2 separate regions of the Homo sapiens genome follow, and region 1 is linked to region 2. A link is a loop called in an ENCODE intact Hi-C map of the cell type or tissue named here. Cell type or tissue: endothelial cell of umbilical vein. All regions are shown on one strand. Each heading gives the region's core, and the rest is flanking DNA. Links, peaks and the distances in the headings are about the cores only.

The links. A loop is a pair of places that touch in the nucleus more often than their neighbours do. Peaks named below come from ENCODE experiments on the same cell type or tissue, not always from the same donor. Only the 100,000 strongest peaks of a DNase experiment are listed, where the experiment ranks them.
Region 1: it touches region 2 in a loop (5-fold over the local background); 1 of 110 quality-filtered maps calls a loop at or near these places.

Annotation. Positions count from the first base shown.
Region 1 is chrX:22,419,447-22,421,946 of GRCh38, forward strand. All of the region lies in intron 4 of PTCHD1-AS (PTCHD1 and PHEX antisense RNA), which reads right to left. Among named protein-coding and RNA genes, the nearest start is that of CBLL2, 150 kb to the left of the region's middle. In endothelial cell of umbilical vein, for the core only: no CTCF peak of the experiment used is centred there; a DNase peak (open chromatin) is centred at 1,495; H3K27ac peaks cover 1,821 bases.
Region 2 is chrX:22,321,100-22,327,543 of GRCh38, forward strand. All of the region lies in intron 5 of PTCHD1-AS (PTCHD1 and PHEX antisense RNA), which reads right to left. Among named protein-coding and RNA genes, the nearest start is that of CBLL2, 51 kb to the left of the region's middle. In endothelial cell of umbilical vein, for the core only: no CTCF peak of the experiment used is centred there; a DNase peak (open chromatin) is centred at 2,642; H3K27ac peaks cover 1,210 bases.

The DNA of each region.
Region 1 (2,500 bases), core at 1-2,500, 97 kb after region 2:
TTGTATAGGGTTGTCAAAGCAAAACAAATGAAAAAACAAAGAAGAATATCCAGCTGACACCTTATGTGGCCTGCAAAACCTGAACTATTCCCTCTCTTGTCCTTTACAGAAAAAAGTTTGCTGATCCCTGCGCAGTGGCTCCTGGGGGTGTGTGCATGTGCACACACATTTACACGACTATGCTTAAGGAAGCCTTCTCAGCTCCCTTCTTTAAATGATAGATTTTGTCCCCTTGACTACTGTGTTCGACAAGTGATCAGACCAGGCCAGTCCTAGGATGCAAGCCCCCTAACAACTATGGTTGGTCCAAGAGGCGAGCATGTGAAACAATCAGAGGCCTAGTGCCCTTCCCATAGAATTGATATGTAAATATTGGGAAAAAGTTCCTTCTCTTTTCACTGAAGTTGCTAAACTGACATGAGGTAAGCCTGGACATGTTGTTGAACATCATAGAAGAGATCTGCAGAAGGAGAGATTAGGGCCAACACACAGAAGAAAGAGGGCCTGATCGATGGAGGGTAAGAAGGCACAGACCATGGTATCTGAGACCTGATGTTTGAGGCCAGATCCATTCTTCTCTCTGTGTTATCTGAGTCAGGAATTTCCCTTTGTTGTTTAAACTTATTTGGGTTGTAATTCTATCAGTTGTAAGCAAAATACCTTTTTGTAATTCAAATTCATCACAGTGCTTCCAAAAGTTCAATAAAAAAACTCAACTTTTTCTTTCTTGCTTAATTGGAAAGCTACAATAATAACATATATTACTACCAAATATTGAACACTCAACATTCTAAGCACGGGGCTGGTCGTTTTATAATAGCATTATGAAATATGTATTATTGTGCCACATTATAGAGGAGGGAGCTCAGAGAGTTTAAGTAATTTGATTAAGATTGCTCAGCTAAGTAGGTGGCAGAGCTGAGAAAACATTCACATTCTTTGTGACTCCAAATTTCACATAAATTTTATTGTGATCATAGAATTTAAGTAAAAGACGAAATAGGACCTTATCATGCTCTTCCCTTTTAACACAGCATAACAATAAGTCAGTACCTATTTCCACATTGGCAGTTTTGGATTTAAATGGAGTGGCATTGTTTTCTCGTTGCATATAAATACAAAAACTTAAAACACATGTCAACAACTTGGCTGTTAATGCTTTAGGGACTCAGAACATCATAATGATGTATACAGTGGACCGTGCCCCACTATTTGGCTGAGAAATACATACATTTGAAAATGTAGGGATGGTTTCTAACCAACTGTCTTTGATCAGGTTCCCCAGAACCTGAGGCAAGGATTAAGCACTGGTACTTCATTGGGGAGGTGCAAACCCAGGCCACTGAGGAAGAAAGGGGAGCCGTGCAAAGTCATGTGTGATGGTGCATCACAATGAGCCAGAAAAAGACAAAGCAGATTGCTTGACAGATGTGTCCACTTAGTCAGGATATCTGTGGATGTCTGCATACAAGCTATTTGGATAAACCGTGCCTACAAACAATCCACGGAAGGAAGGATGGAGAGAGAATTTATGTGCCTGGCTGTCTCATATCCTGTTTGCCACTGGTTAAGAGTTTGTCCAAAAGGGAGTGAACTCCCTACACTCCTTTTTTTTTTTTTTTTTTTTTTTTTTTTTTTTTGAGACGGAGTCTCTCTTTGCCACCCAGGCTGGACTGCAGTGGTGCGATCTCGGCTCACTGCAAGCTCTGCCTCCCGGGTTCACACCGTTCTCCTGCCTCAGCCTCCCGAGCAGCTGAGATTACAGGCACCCGCCACCACACCCGGCTAATTTTTTTTGTATTTTTAGTAGAGACGGGGTTTCACCGTGTTAGCCAGGATGGTCTCGATCTCCTGACCTCGTGATCTGCCCGCCTCGGCCTCCCAAAGTGCTGGGATTACAGGCATGAGCCACTGCGCCCGGCCCATGAACTCCCTACACTTCTAAGTTGTATCACCCTGACGCTTTGGTATCCAAGAGAATGTTCCATCCCATCTCCTGTGGAGTAGTGTTCCATTCGAATTCAGTGTAGGAGTCTGAAATGCCAGGCAAGTGCCTGGTAACCTGGCTGCACAGCAGAGGCTAAAGCAAAGCACAAGCACTCCTGAGACAAGTAACTGATTGATTTCAGGTGGTGAAACCACACTAGCCTAAGGGGAGATGGTAGGCCATGAAAGTGGCTGAGGTGGAGCAAGCGTCTGTGGACCCAGATGGTGATGGTACAGAGAGATTCGGAGTAAGCAGAAAAAATGTGATGTCATGTAGCCATCGCGTAACCACTGTTAATTATACATTTTCAAGTTCTAATATATGATGTGAAATGATAAACTCCTTAAGGTAATAAGTATTAGTTCACTTTGCATATGCAATAAGATAGTCAACTCAAATTTGGTCTTCATCAGATATTAAAGAATTTTTCTTCAGGTCCAACAGAAATGATTTACGTAAGTCTGAAAATTTACTAAAGCTTAATTTAGGTTGATGCACTAGACTGGTATGTTT
Region 2 (6,444 bases), core at 1,565-4,064:
ATAGACTTAATCTTCTTGAGGGCAGGGCCAGCGATTTTTATTTTTATATCTCCAGTAGCTAACACAGAGGCCGGCACTTAGTAGACCCTCAGTGTATACTCGGCGGATGTCGGATGGCTGATGGGGCTAGCAGTGGCTGTGCTGATTCTGTTTACGTAGCAAGCATTGCTGCTGCCTTGCTGATGTTGGTGCTCAGGTGTTACCTCGGCATGTGCTCCCATTTCTTTTGGCTCCAGCCTGCAATTGCTTTTCTCTCCTGTCTCCAGTTGTTAGTTCTCCTTCTTTCCATCAAAATATGATGACTTCCCATCCTTATAGACTTCTCTGTCTCCAACCTAAGTAATCTGCTACACACACACACACACACACATACACACACAGACACACATCTCCTCATTCTTTTGTAGGTTACTTTTTTGTAGGTTCTAATTTCCTTCTCCTCCACCCTCACACCACATCTTCCCCTTCACCCTCAAGGGTTTCCCCATTCTTTCAACCCAAAATGATCCTCATTCATCCCAGGTTCTGCTTTGATTTCCACCTTTTCTTAGTCCCCATCCTATGCTTTTGATGGGTTTTACCCCTTCATCCTCTGGCAACTTCCTTTTATTTACATATTTCTTAACTTGCTGAAGGTTGGAATCGAAAAGGGGTGGTCTTTACCTTTTAGATTTATATTGCTAACCAGTGAAATACGCCAACAATGGTGCTTTAATGGGTACAATGGTAGAAATTGCATATGTTCCCTTTGAATATGTGGGATAATTATTAAGAGGGCTAGCTGAAAAACATCATAGTATTTTGTTTGATTTAAACTACTGGTCTCAACTAGGGACAATTTTGCTGCCAAGGGGACATTTGGCAATGTGTAGAGACATTTTTAGTTGTCACAACTGGGGGCTAGGAGCAGGGATACAGAAGGATGCTACTGGCATCTAGTGGGTAGAGGCCAGGGATGCTACTAAACATCCTAAGGTACACAGGACAGCCTCCACTACAAAGGCTTTTTGGGGCCAATATGTCAATAGTGTCCGGGTTGATAAACCTTGGCTTATACCTTCTCTTCCTTTCTCGGGACCTTTCTGCCCTGTCTCTTGATGCCCTGGGTCCTCGCAACCTAATCGTGTCACTGTGTCTCGTGGCCCTAATTGCTGTGTTTGCCCACTGCCTAGAGAGCACCCCATGCCTGGTTTTAACCTCCACAGTGAAAGCTAACCATGAACATTCTTCAGTTTGTGGAATCCTGGCTAGTGGGAGCAGGAAGGGCCTTTACAAGCTTTTATAATCTGCCTTCTGACTCTTCAGAGTAAAGAGAAGTGACTTTGCTAAGATCACACAGCTACCCCCAGGCTGGTCTGGGGGCTATGGCCCTGGTGGCCCTTTTCCCAGCCCTCTTCTGTTTATACTCACTGCTTTTGGTCAAAAAGGGAAATACAAGCTAACAGCTTGGACAAGGGCAAGAATCAGATTGACTGGTCTCGTCCAAACAGGGATGTAATTGTGCACTTCTCAGTTTGCTGGGTTGCTATGAAAACACGTTTTTCAGAATTTCATCCTTTGGGGCTTTCTCAAGGGTCACTGCTGGCTGCAAGTTATGGCCGATGTACCTTACTGTCCTCTTAGAGGGGATGCGGTGACTTGACCAGGTAAAACACAATTCTAAGCAGGTCATTAGAAATGAAAATTTGGGGAAGGCAGAACTGCCACTTCTCTTTATCTCAGGCCATGTAGTCAGCTGTGCACTAGGTCGAGAAGTACCTGAATCTGGGGTGGAAAGGAGCGTAAACCCAAATCTTCTGCAATAAAGAGCCACAATTTGAGACGATTACAAGGCAAACTGGGGCAACTTCCGTGTATTCTCTCCTTCACCTCTCCCCAAACAACCACATTTTATCAGTGAGCCAAAGTGTTTTTGGAGGAGAGGGAGAAGGGCTGGACTAATGTTTTTCCAAGTAAGGTCCTTTGACCTAGAGGCCTCAGAATGGCTTGGGATAGGTGTAAAAATGCATATTCCCAGCCCTTCCTAGATCGACATTTACTAGTTCTGAGCGGGGGGAGGCAAACACTGAAAGTATTATTAAGCTGCCAGGGCATCCTTCTGTAGTTGTAAGTTTAAGAACCACTGACCCAGACTCTTGAATAATAAAGCTTTTTCTCCCTGAAACAATTCCACAAAGTCAGAAGCTTTTGGACAATGCGTGAATCTCAGAGAGAAAACCTGCTACTAAAAAAGAAAAACAAAAAAACCTGGCTCTTTTGGTCAGATATTATGGTCATAAGGTGGCTGAGTTGGCTTGGAGCTTTGAAGATGTAAAGGCCACAAAGCATCAGGCTTTGCTCCTTTTAAAGTTTTGAAAGAGTTGGAACTGACCTTCTTTTGCTCTCTTGGCACCTTTGGACACCCTTTGAGGAGACCTGTGAGTAAAGAGAAAGTTTTCCTTGGGGGCTGCTTATTACCTACCTCTCCAAGGGCCCTGAAGGTGCCTGCTCACTGATCTACCTTGAATAGATATCTACATGTTTTAATTAAGAATACTCACAGGCGTTGACCACGTTCCTCATTTCAACAGTAATGCTCCTTGGTTTTTTTACTTTCCCCTAAGCATGAATCACTTTCCAGGGGCGATGACTCTTCATCTATGCAGCTAGCCACATTTCCTGGGTTGGCGCTTCTGTTTATTTACTTGTATTTTGTTGGACCAAGTTTTAAACACAGCCCTCCTCCTTTTCCTCTTTCCAAAACCCTTAGCCACTTGCAGAATGGAAGCTGTCATGCTCTTTTGTTACCCCACTATCCAATAAGCACAACGCTTCCCTAAGCATAGACCATGTTCCCTTTTCCTTTCAGAAAGAGATGCAGAACACAAATTCTGCTGCTTTGTGCATATAAGCTGTGTAATTATCTGACCTTAGGTGATCGTTGCTTTATTTTTTAAATTTTGGAGCGGAGAGAAAAGTGAAGGGTGACAGTACCCAACTGAGTCCTACAAACTCCTCTAAAACAAATTTCCAAATTTTGAGATCAATCAGATCCACTAGCTAGTCCCTTATTCTCTGCTGTTTGTCTGCTTCCTTACCCCAGGACCTTTGCACTTGCTCTTCCCAGCTTCCTATGCTCTTCATCAGATATTCACTGGGCTAGCCCTGCTCATTTGCTTCCTGCAGCTCTCTGCCCAAATGTTCCTTCTTCATGGAGGCCTTCTCTAACCATCCATCCCATGGTGCTCCCTCTTCTCCTTTCCCTGCTTTAGTTCTCCCCACACATGACAAATTCCGTACAGTTCTCTGTGTGCATTTCCCCCACCATAAGGCAAATTCCCTGAGGGCAGGGTCTTGTCTGTTCAATGCTGTAGTCTCAGCACCGACACCAGTGCCTGGCATATAGTAGACACTCAAGCAGTACTGGATGTGTGAATGAATGAATAAACGGATGTAGAAATGAGGCCCAAACGACTCTCTTCTTTGTATATAAATTCTTCCCAGAACGAACATGCATGTAAGGAGAGAAGTCATGAGCTACAGGAGTCTGATAAAGATGGGCCTTCCACCTACCTCTAAGCCTGTGCTGATGGTTTCTCTTCACTAGCAACTGCTGTGACCAGAAACCATGGGAGGCTTCAAACAAATAATAACAGAGAAGAATCCTTTCACTTTCATTGGTAGAAAACTTCAGATCAAGCAGGCATAGCAGACGCTGTCTGTTTCTGCCTACTGAACCAATATTTGAATCTCAGGATTCACTATCAAACAAGGAAGATTGGGCAAGATATAAAACTAAACACATGTATTCTTGGCCTCCATTATTAACATTATTTCCTGCAGAATATGCCACACTCAAATGCATGCATCTTTTTGATAACGCCACTTTTCCACACACGGCAACTAAAGAACAGGATTACATGTGCGTGTATTTATAATATATGAAAATATATATACGGTACAGGGACAAATCATTCCTTATTGTGGGTGTTATTGTACATTTGGAATGTTCAGCAGCACCCCTGGCATCTACCCACTAGAAGCCACTAATATCTTCCTCTTAGTTATGACAACCCAAACTGTCTCCAGACACTGCCAAATATCCTTCGGGGGATGGGTCAAAATCACCCCCAGCTGAAAATCACTGAGTTAAACGAAGAAGACAGACTCTCAGGACTTCTGAGTCAGTAGGCCTGGGATGGGGCCTGGGAATATGTGCTTTAAAACAGTTCCCCCAGTTAAATGTGATAATCTGCTTGAGTTGAGAACAACTGCCCAATTTATTCTCCTTGGTGATGACAGCATGTTCCTCATTCTAAGGTCCTGGCAAGGATCCAGTTTTCAACTAACTGAAAGTGGAATGTCAGAAAAATATACATCCAAGAAAAAAATAGAGGAAAGGAAGGTATTGCTATTTCCCTTCCACTTTTCCCTCTCCGTGAAGTGAGAGACACTGACTCTGACACAAACTAAATTGTCAAGTGACAAAATCGGAAGCAGTGTTGTCTCACACATGAAACGAAGAAATAAATAGAAATGGAAGTGTGTGCTTTTAACAGTCCGTAGACACCCGGGCACTCTGACTGATACCATGAGGAGACCCGGGACTTTTGCTCAGTGTCATAGTGATGGAGTTTAGAGCAGTCCCTGACAAAGCAGATAATCAACAGTCCATGGAGTTAAGAATCTAAAAGGAAAACGGCAACTCAGAAGACGTGGCTCTAACATTTGACCTCTTAGCCATTAATTTTGATGTGGCTGTTTTTAAGGCCTTCTTTCCATTCCTGCAGCTCTCTAAATCGTGACCTGGCACGCAGTGCCACTTATTTTTTGCCTCCAAAGTGGATAATCAGAGATAGCATTATGGAGATGGAGAGACCACATACATCTACAGCATCCTTGTGTATAACGCATCTCTTTTTTTCTCTCTCTGTCTTTTCTTTTCTTGTACACATGTGGATACTATTTACATTTAGGTTGAACCATAGGAAACTGCCATTTTTGGACATTTAAAAAAATGATAGAATATTGACATTTTATGTAGATAATCTTAATCTTTCCTATGTCTCCTTCTTCCCCTGACCCCCTTTCTCTCTCTGTCTCTCTCTCTCTATGTCTCTTCATGGCTCTATCCTCTATTTTCCTGCCTTTGCAAGCACATGTGTACTACCCAGAATACCAGCTGTGAAGGTCAATAGATGTTACTGGGAAAAATTAAGAAAAAGAAGAGGTTTCCAAATTTCAATAACTGTTAATTTGAAAACCCACTGATGCACTTCATATATCTGGAGGGGAGGTCCTCTGGTCCAGCATAGCCAAAGACGTGTGAAATTCTTGATCCTACCAAATGGAACGGTCCTGAAGAGAACGTTAATGTGTTTGTGTCACCATTCCCGCCTTTGCATAGTATTGCTTTTTTCTTTCTTATTGAGCTCTCAGATTCCAAGGAATTTCTCCAGGTGTGGGGATGTAGTACTAGAGGAATTAAGACTCTGTGGGGCAAAAATCTCTATATATGTACTGACCAATAAACAAAGCCAGACAAACAAGCTATGTTGTACTGCCTGGTATACAGTTTCCTGTCAAAGCTTACTTTCCGGGTTAGAGCTCAGGCTTTTGCAGCATCTTTGTGAGCTTCTATAAGTGGACCTTGTTGACTGTCCTCACTCTGCTTGCCAACCCCACTTCTGTCTCCTGGATCACAAATGGGATCTGTCACCTTCTCATGGATGTTACACTTCAAGTCACAATTCCTTTGTTCCTCTGTGCATCACATGCTTACTTTCTCTTCATCCCTTATACACATGCATGTGTGCATTCACACATGGTTCACATAGCCACATTCTTAGTAATTTACATGTCAAATATTATGTTTTCCTGTTGTGATTTGGACAATACAGGAAAGCATAGAGAAGAAAATAATAATTGCTCCTACTCCAAAATAAACACTGGTAACATTTTAGTTCATGTTCTCAGGTTTTAATGCATATATGTTACATTGGGGTCATACCGTATGCAATATTACAACATCTATTCACTTAATCTTCAGAGCATTTTCTCATTTACTATTATTTCAAAGGATGCTTTTTAATATATGCATAGTATTACTTTTATATGGTGTGTCTGCTCTTGTGTTATTAATCATTTATTTTTAATAGTTTGTAATTTATTAAATATGATGCATTAGTGGACTTTGTTGTATATACCATTTATTATACCCTTCACTATTTTATTAAAATAAATTTATGGAAATTGTATTACTGGGTTAGAAGTTATGACCTTTGTCAAAGCTCTTGATATATATTTCCAATTTACATCCCAAAAAGTTTGTATCAATTTACATTTTTACCATCAGCATAAAGAGGCCCTTGTTTCTCTGTATTTTTCCCACTTTGATTGGGAGAATATATGTTATTTAAATTTGCACATTGTTGATTTCTACGACTGGACTCTCATATTACTTGC